Regions from separate parts of the Homo sapiens genome. Here region 2 is linked to region 1. A link is a loop called in an ENCODE intact Hi-C map of the cell type or tissue named here. Cell type or tissue: transverse colon. All regions are shown on one strand. Each heading gives the region's core, and the rest is flanking DNA. Links, peaks and the distances in the headings are about the cores only.

The links. Hi-C counts contacts between places; a loop is a spot of excess contacts. Peaks named below come from ENCODE experiments on the same cell type or tissue, not always from the same donor. Only the 100,000 strongest peaks of a DNase experiment are listed, where the experiment ranks them.
Region 2: it touches region 1 in a loop (19-fold over the local background); 1 of 110 quality-filtered maps calls a loop at or near these places.

The regions. Positions count from the first base shown.
Region 1 is chr22:35,365,131-35,369,523 of GRCh38, forward strand. No RefSeq gene overlaps it. Among named protein-coding and RNA genes, the nearest start is that of HMOX1, 14 kb to the right of the region's middle. In transverse colon, for the core only: no CTCF peak of the experiment used is centred there; DNase peaks (open chromatin) are centred at 2,461 and 3,419; H3K27ac peaks cover 1,120 bases.
Region 2 is chr22:34,372,297-34,376,689 of GRCh38, forward strand. No RefSeq gene overlaps it. Among named protein-coding and RNA genes, the nearest start is that of LL22NC03-13G6.2, 160 kb to the left of the region's middle. In transverse colon, for the core only: no CTCF peak of the experiment used is centred there; no DNase peak of the experiment used is centred there.

The DNA of each region.
Region 1 (4,393 bases), core at 128-4,127:
TGCTGGACCTTGGTTTCATCACCTCCGTTATGAGAGGTTTTGTTTTTCCTGAGATAGAGTCTTGCTCTGTTACCCAGATTGGAGTGCAGTGGCTCAATCTTGGCTCACTGCAACCTCTGCCTCCTGGGTTCAAGCGATTCTCCTACCTCAGCCTCCTGAGTAGCTGGGATTATAGGCACATGCCACCACATCCAGTTAACTTTTTGTATTTTTAGTAGAGACAGGGTTTCACCATGTTGGCCAGGCTGGTCTCGAACTCCTGACCTCATGATCCGCCCGCCTCACCCTCCCAAAATGCTGGAATTACAGGCGTGAGCTGCCATGCCCGGACTGAGGGGCTTTAATATCACCATAGAGCATTCTTGCCAAAAATGGTTAACTAGAATCTAATTTGAGGAAAAAGACAAATTTAGAATATGGGACATTTTTAAGACAGCTGATCTGTCTCTGTAAAACAATCTTCAAGTCAAAGTCATGAAACACACCCAAAAGACATGACTGGATGGTGGGTGAAGGGAGAGCAGACCTCTAAAGAACAGTTTTGGAGATAACTGAGGAATTGTGACTGGACTGAGAGTAACGAATATTGTGTGATCTTCTTAATGTGCAAATAATAAGATAGATTGATGTCCTTGCTCTTAGGAGCGAAGTGTCATGATGTCCACAACCTACTCTCAAATGGCTCTGAAAAAATTAATACATAAACGTGAAAGTGAGAGGCTGGGCGTGGTGGCTCATGCCTGTCATCCCAGGACTCTGGGAGGCTAAGGTGGGTGGATCACTCGAGGCCAGGGGTTTGAGACCAGCCTGGCCAACATGGTGAAACCTTGTCTCTACTAAAAATTCCGAAATTAGCTGGGTGTGATGGCGGGCACCTGTAATCTCAGCTATGTGGGAGGTTGAGGAGGGAGAATCACTTGAACCCAGGAGGCGGAGATTGCAGTGAGCCGAGATCGTGCCACTGCACTCCAGCCTGGGTGACAGAGTGAGACCCTGTCTCAAAAAAAAAAAAAGCAATTTCACTTCTGGGTATACATCCAAAAGAATCGAAAACAGGAACATGAACAGATATTTGTGAACCCATATGCATAGCAACGTTATTTACAATGACCAAAAGGTAAAAGCAACCCGTGTCCATTGATGGATGAAAGGATAAACAAAATGTGTTGTGTGTATACAAATGAATACACACACACATACACACATGGAAACATTATTCAGCCTTACAAATTAAGGAAATTCTAACACATGCTACAAAAAAGAAAAAAAAAGAGAGAAAGAGAAAAACCAAATAGCAAACTGCTGACCATGGGCAATGTGGGTGGAGGGTGTACTGGTGTGTTCATGGTTCTATTCTTTTTTTTTTTTTTTTTTTTTGAGACGGAGTCTTGCTCTGTCGTCCAGGCTGGAGTGCAGTGGCGTGATCTCTGCTCACTGCAAGCTCCGCCTCCTGGGTTCATGCCATTCTCCTGCCTCAGCCTCCTGAGTAGCTGGGACTACAGGCGCCCGCCAACACGCCCGGCTAAATTTTTTTTTTTTTTTTTTTTTTTTTTTTGAGCCAGAGTCTCGCTCTGTCACCCAGGCTGGAGTGCAGTGGCGCAATCTTGGCTCACTGCAAGCTCTGCCTCCCGGGTTCACGCCATTCTCCTGCCTCAGCCTCCTGAGTAGCTGGGGCTACAGGTGCCCACCACCACACCTGGCTAATTTTTTGTATTTTTAGTAGAGACGGGGTTTCACCGTGTTAGCCAGGATGGTCTCCATCTCCTGACCTCGTGATCCGCCCGCCTCGGCCTCCCAAAGTGCTGGGATTACAGGCGTGAGCCACCGCGCCCGGCCTCATGGTGCTATTCTTTTCAGCTCATTGGTATGTCTGAAATTTTTTCAAAATAAAAAGGGAGAAAGAGAGAAGAGAGGAAAGAAGAGTTGGAATGAGCCCCTCTATTCAAAGCCAATCCCAGTCTTAGAGTCTGGGACCCTGTGCTAGTTGGCTTGGGCCGCCGTAACACAGTACCACAGACTAGGGGCTTGGATAATGGAAATTTATTTCTCACACTTTTGGAGACTGGAAGTCCGAGATCAAGGTGTTAGCAGGGTTGGTAATGAGAGCAAAGATCACCTGGTGGCCATCAAACAAACCATCCAGAGGCAGAACTCCTTATCTGAGGAATGGAGAAGTAATTAGACTTTCCTGTTATCTGAAGCCAGCCATCTGGTGCCAGGCTTCTTTCTTAAAAATGTATAAGTAATTAGAATTTCTCTACATCTCTGGAATGCATGCATATAGAAACTCATCATGCAACCCTTGCTGACATCAAGGCACTGAAATGTTTACAAATGTAATCATGTACCGTGACCTACGCGGCTAACATGGTCCAAATTACCCTTAAGTTCCCGCTTTAAGGTCCATAAATGGCTCTAAGGAAAATCTACCCTGGCACGCCCAGTCCTCTCGCTGAAGCGCCCCGCTGAACTCTGCTGCAGCGTTCTTTCTGTCTAATACAACTTCCCTTTTCAAACCTATACTGTTGTTGGTAAATTCCCCTTACTACCCATGAGCCAACCATTCTCTGCTGCCAGCACTCTAACACCTTGCCAAGCAGTTGGTTTCTTTAGAAGCCTCCCTCCCCAGCCTGCAGATGGCCACCTTCTCCCTGTGACCTCACAAGGCCTCCCTTCTGTACCTGTCTGTGTCCTAATCTTTTCTTATAAGAACACCAGTCATATTGGATTAGGGTTCACCCTAACAGCCCCATTTTAATTTAATTATCTCTTTAAAGGCCCTAATACGGGCGGGGTGTGGTGGTTCATGCCTGTAATCCCAACACTTTGGGAGGTCGAGGTGGGTAGATCACCTGAGGTCAGGAGTTTGAGACCAGCCTGGCCAACATGGTGAAACCCAGTCTTTCCTAAAAATACAAAAATCAGCGAGGCATGGTGGCGGGCGCCCGTAATCCCAGCTACTCGGGAGGTTGAGGCAGGAGAATCACTTGATACTCGGCGGCGGTTGCAGTGAGCCGAGATCACACCACTGCACTCCAGCCTGGGTGACAGAGCGAGACTCCATCTCAAAAAAGAATAAAATTAATAAATAAATGCCCTAATACAATCTCCAAATAGTCTGAGTTACTCCAGGTTAGGGTTTCAACATATGAATTTGAGGGGATTCAGTTATTCCCATAACAGCCTCTAAAGCCACCTTGAGCTTCATCCCTCCCCCATATTCCACAGGGGCACAGAGAGGGCTTTCCCAGCCAATTCCATTTCTCTTTCCTGCACAGGTCTGAGGCTGAGCTCTGGGCAGAAGGACCCTGCTACAGGCATCGGCTGGGAGGGAGAGAAAGGGAGAACCTGCCCTCAACCTTCTCCTCATCCATTCCTAGCCAACTCCCCCGACCACGCCCAGCTGCCCAGGGGCCCCGTCCTGCCAGCTCTCCTGCAAGGAGGCTTCTCCCTGCCCTGGTCTCCAAGGAACAGGCTTCTTCCTGGAGCCCAGGGTCCTTCCTGCCTTCCTTGGCAGGTGGGTCCCTGACCTCCTGCATTGTGGTCACTCCCAACCAAACACCTCCCGGGAGGCGGAAGTTGCAATGAGCCAAGATCAGGCCATTGCACTCCAGTGTGGGCAACAAGAGCAAAGCTCCATCTCAAAAAAAAAAAAAAAAAAAAAAAAAAAGTTGCCCTTTCGAATCCAAGGGCTGCTGTTTTTGCAAGTGGATGAAGGCTTTCCCTGAGTATTCCTCTTGCTTCCTCCCACCTCCTCCTGTAACTGAAGGATTGTCCTGTCCTCCTTAAGCATTCATTCTGCATGTTACCCCAGCAGGACCAGGAACCCCAAATACAAATTTTCCTCTATTCCTCTAATCACTTCCATGCCCTTCTCAAGATGCATCAAGACCCTCAAGGTCAGGCCGGGCACGGTGGCTCAAGCCTGGAATCCCAGCACTTTGGGAGGCTGAGGAGGGCGGATCACGAGGTCAGGAGATCAAGACCATCCTGGCTAACACAGTGAAACCTGGTCTCTACTAAAAACACAAAAAATTAGCCGGGCGTGGTCGCGGGCACCTGTAGTCCCAGCTACTCGGGAGGCTGAGGCAGGAGAATGGTGTGAACCCGGGAGGCGGAGCTTGCAGTCACCCAAGATCGCGCCACCGCACTCCAGCCTGGGCAACAGAGCGAAACCCCGTCACAAAAAAAAAAAAGAAAAAAGAAAAAAAGAAAAAAAAAGACCCTCAAGGTCATATTCAAAGGGAAGGAAGTCCAGCCCCCTTGAGGCAGCTGGCTGAAAAACAGGTTTCTCATATACTAAAAGAACTTGGGAAATGGGAATCAGAAATGGATAATCATTTTGTTGCTAGCATGCTCCAAGCTAGGGTCATTATAAGGTGATGGAGACAAG
Region 2 (4,393 bases), core at 263-4,262, 990 kb before region 1:
CCAAATATAGGGATTCCAGTGCTCATCCTCTTAACCACTTCACTATTTGCACAAAATCTGAAGGGTGATATTCTGATTGAGACCATTAATGTGGGTTAGAGTCCCTAGGTGAAGAGTCCAGGGGAGCATATTTTGGGTATGAGAGAGTAGCATGTTTGAGAGCTTCTGATACCAGAGAGCTTCTGAGGGAAGTGTGGAAGTCCTGGAGTGAGAGAGCACATCTTCTGCTGGCTGCCTCACACTACTCAGCTACCTCCACACCCCTAACGCCAGCTCTTTGGTGAGGACTTCACGGTGTGCTGAGTAGGAAGGCTTAACACTCCTTCCAGCCATCATCTTGGGAGTAGAAGTAAAATCTACTTATGGAAGAGGGTTATGTGTCTCCACACACCTGAGACAGTAAGGTGAGGCTCTCCCAGCCCCAGGTCATCTCTTCCAGAGACAGCCAGATTTTCTGGAGGCAACAGGGGAGTTTGTTAAAGATAGTGTAATTACTGAGGTGACAGATCAAGCATTCTCTTTGAAAGAGGCATCCCAGAGAGGCTCCTAAGCTTGTGACTTGAAGCATAGAGAACCTCTTGTTTTTTCCACTTCAGTGGATATTGGATAGTTTTGTAAGCCTGTGGAAAAGAGCTTGATGGTTTAGGAAGAGCAGGGGGAGAGGCAAAAGAAGTATCTGTTGTGTTTCTTTTTGAATTGAAGGAAAATTTGTATTAAGCCAAAGAAGAAATGAACAGAACAGAGCAAGAGCCTGCCGACATTCTCCCCATTTCCCCCTTTCTCCTACCCTAGCCCTAATTTCTCAGTCTTCTTCATCAGCCAAATAACACTTTGGAAACTGAAGGGTGCCTGAATTTCTTGCTTCTCAGACCCTGGGATCCTGCAGATCATCAGGGCTGTGCAATTGTATGGCATTTGTGGACATGATACAATCATGTTCACATTGCAATATTTAGACTCCATTTATTTATCACCACATGCAAATATTCATGTATCTATTTTTGCATTCATTCTTTGGAAATGTTTTGAAGTCAGATCTTCAATCAAATATAAGCTGGGTACCACTTTAAACGGTGTGTCTTTAGGCAAGCCACTCATCCTTTCTGAACCTCAATTTGGAAGATAGAAATAAATATGACCACTCAGGGTTTGGGGGAGAATTAAATGACATAATTTATGTATTGTGTAGTACTCAATACATGATAGGCATCATTAATATATTTATAACTATGACTAAATGCTGGGTTTTATTTTAGTCATTAACTGAGAAAATAACTATTAAGTGACTACTTTTGGCCAGCTCTGTGCTATGGTAGGCCCCTTAAAGATGAGAAAAGATGGTTACGACTCTTCAGAAGCCCCATCTAATAAGATAGATAGGCCTGTGTGTGGCAAAAGCATCCAAGATTATCACAAGAATTGAGTCAAACCTGCTGAATGAGATATGGCTGGGGAGGGGGGAAGGAAGCAGAAAGCTAAGCGGGGAAGACAGCAATTGGGGTGAGTTTTCTGGAGAGGCACTTTCCCCCTGAGGACAAGCACTGAATTTGTTCTGTGGAAAGGAAAAACACTCAGAGCATGGTCCAAGTGGCTGATAAAGGAGAACTGGCTCGGTAAAGGAGTTTAACCCTCTTGGAGGGCTTTCTTTCACTGTATGGTAAGAAAAACGGCAGGCAAGGAGGAAAAGAACATCTACAGATCCAATATGAAAGCATACATTGAAGAATCATGCCGGGGGATTAATTTGGCTTCTTGCACAGAGATTTTGTGACCCAGAGACAAAGCCTTAGGTATGATGGAGGCAGAACAGTAGCATCTTGAACAGCACTGATTCTAGGCTGGGGGGCAAAGGTATAGGACTTCTTCAGGCTATGGCAGTGATGCTAAGATAGTTTGGGTGCAGGGGGTTTTAGCCTTAGTGTGTGGGATCCAGGATAACCTGGGCATAGAGGAGAGTAGTCTTTCTTAAGAAACCAGAAATTATTTCTCTATTCCTTGAGCCGTGTATACATTCATCCATCCACACACTCATCCATTCAGCAGATAGAATAATGTTTAAAGGTCAGAGAGAGGCACAGAGATGGGGTCAGTTTTCCACTTGTTGTACATTAACTGGTGGGGGCCCAGCTATGGAAAAATACATTTACTATTGTCTTTTGCTCTGAATACCTTTGGGATAATAATCCTATACAGAAGTAACCACACTCCACAGTGCAATAGTTGCTGTAATTGAGATATACACAAAGAGGACTGAATGACTCATTTCACCCTTAGAAGAACAGAAATGTGGAATTAATTCAGAGACAAGAAGATATTTAAGCTGAGGCTTGCCGGAAAAATTTAAACTTGCTTGATATTGCAGGCAATGGAAACATCAAGCATGAAGACATGAGGATATAAAAGAGTAAGGCACATTTGGAGAACTGTAAACATTTTGGTAATGATGGAGTTTACAGTGCTTTGGAGGAAGTAGAGAGAAAAAAGAATTGAGAACTAAGTTAAATGTTGGAGGCCTTATATTCTGGTCTAACAAACATAGATTTAATCATGAAAGTGATGGAACTGAGGGTGCAAAGAAAAAATAGAAGTCCCTGGTTCTGAAAGGTCTTTAGTTGAGTAGGAAAGAGAGACATAGATGTTGTTATGCAGGAGAATAATGTGACCAGGACGATTGCAGGGCCAGCCCCCTTAGGCAGCCTCTGCTCTTAAGTTGTGCCCTTGTTAGGCTGATTCTCAAAGCTTTTCTATAATTCTCAGCAAACTACAGAAACAATAAGTAGTAGAGATTTTATGGAAGGTGGTGTGGGTTGCACAGGGTGCAAGAACACTTTATCCCTTTATCCAACTTTCCCATTAGCTATTTATGAACCTTTCTCTGGCCTCTTCTTCCTTCTCTATCTAGCCTTTTCATATTCATTCCGTTGTTAGGTGCATTTCAACTCTTCCCCTTGGTATACATCTCTTCTGCAGCACAAAAAGAGTCAAGGAGTTTCTCAGTTGTTATAAAATCATGCCTTCAAAGTCCAGGCAGTTAAACCAGCAGAGTGGAGTGGGGTGGGTTTAAAACAAAGGGGAATATTAGGGACTGGGACAAATTGCAGAGCACATGCCTCATCTCAGAGAACAAGAGCTACTCCACTGCGCTGGAGTGTTACTGTTTGGAAATGCTGGCCCAGTACTGCCAAATGTGCCATTTTCTTTTTTTTTTTTTCTTTTTCAAGGAAAGAAATTTAGACTTTTAGCTAGCCCTCCGGGTTGATTTCCATTGTTCATGTTGCCAATTAATTTATTCTTTAAAAAATACTGTGTGTGCCAAACACATCTGAGGGCTGCATCTGGCTATCAGCTCTCCTGTTTGTAAACTCTGAGTTAGCTCAACCTCTCTCTTCATGAAGCCTGCCCTCAGGCTTTTAATTTATTCTGCTGTGCGTGCTCTGTAAGTATTGCACTGACCAAACTGCAGAGAGTGGATTGTGACAGGGAACTTTTCAAGTAGGAAGATCCCCTATGAGGCTTGCCTGTGGTCCAGATGAGGGAGGACTTGTGCCAGGCTCTGGGCTGAGATGAGCCAATAAACCTGAGCAATTAGGAGAAGAGAACCCTGGGGTGGTATCTTAGTCCATTTTCTGTTGCTATAATACAGACTGTGTAATTTATAAAGAAAATAAATTTATTTCTTAGTGTCCTGGAGGCTGGGAAGTCCAAGGTCAAGGGGCCACATCTGGTAAAAGCCTTCTTGCTGTGTCATAACATGGCAGAGGGTAAGAATGTGTATATCAGCTCAGGTCTCTCTTCCTCTTCTAATAAAGTGGCCCCCATTATGGGGGTCACACCCTGATGACCTTATCTAATTCTGATTACCTCTTTAAGGCCCCATTCTCCAAATAGCAACATATGAATTTGTGGATTAAATTTTCAACACATGAAATTTGTGGGATACATTCAAATCATAGCAGGTGGAGTCTCAGGCTGTAGTTCTTACCCTGAAGTGTTGCTAGATATGGTGTTAAATAAAAACTTATTCTGACACTTTCATCCTCGAAACCTGACCCAACACTGCAAGGATAAAATGATAAGAAAGACTTTATTCAGGACTATTGCAAGAGATGTCAAGACAATTACAATAGGGGAAAGTGATCATGATCACCTCTGAATACAGCAAAGACAGGGATTTATAGCCAACAAGCAAAGCGAGCAGGTCAATGGATGCAAAGTTACTAAGAGAAGATATCAAGTGTATGAACCATCTTGCTGAACTCACCTAACAAAATTCTTGTTGAAGGCAGGCCAAGAACTTAGAAAATCAAAGGCAGGCGATGAACTTGATCAAATATCAAAGTTGATCATATATCTGGAGTAAGGGGATAAGCACCAAGGGAGATCAGATATTAGG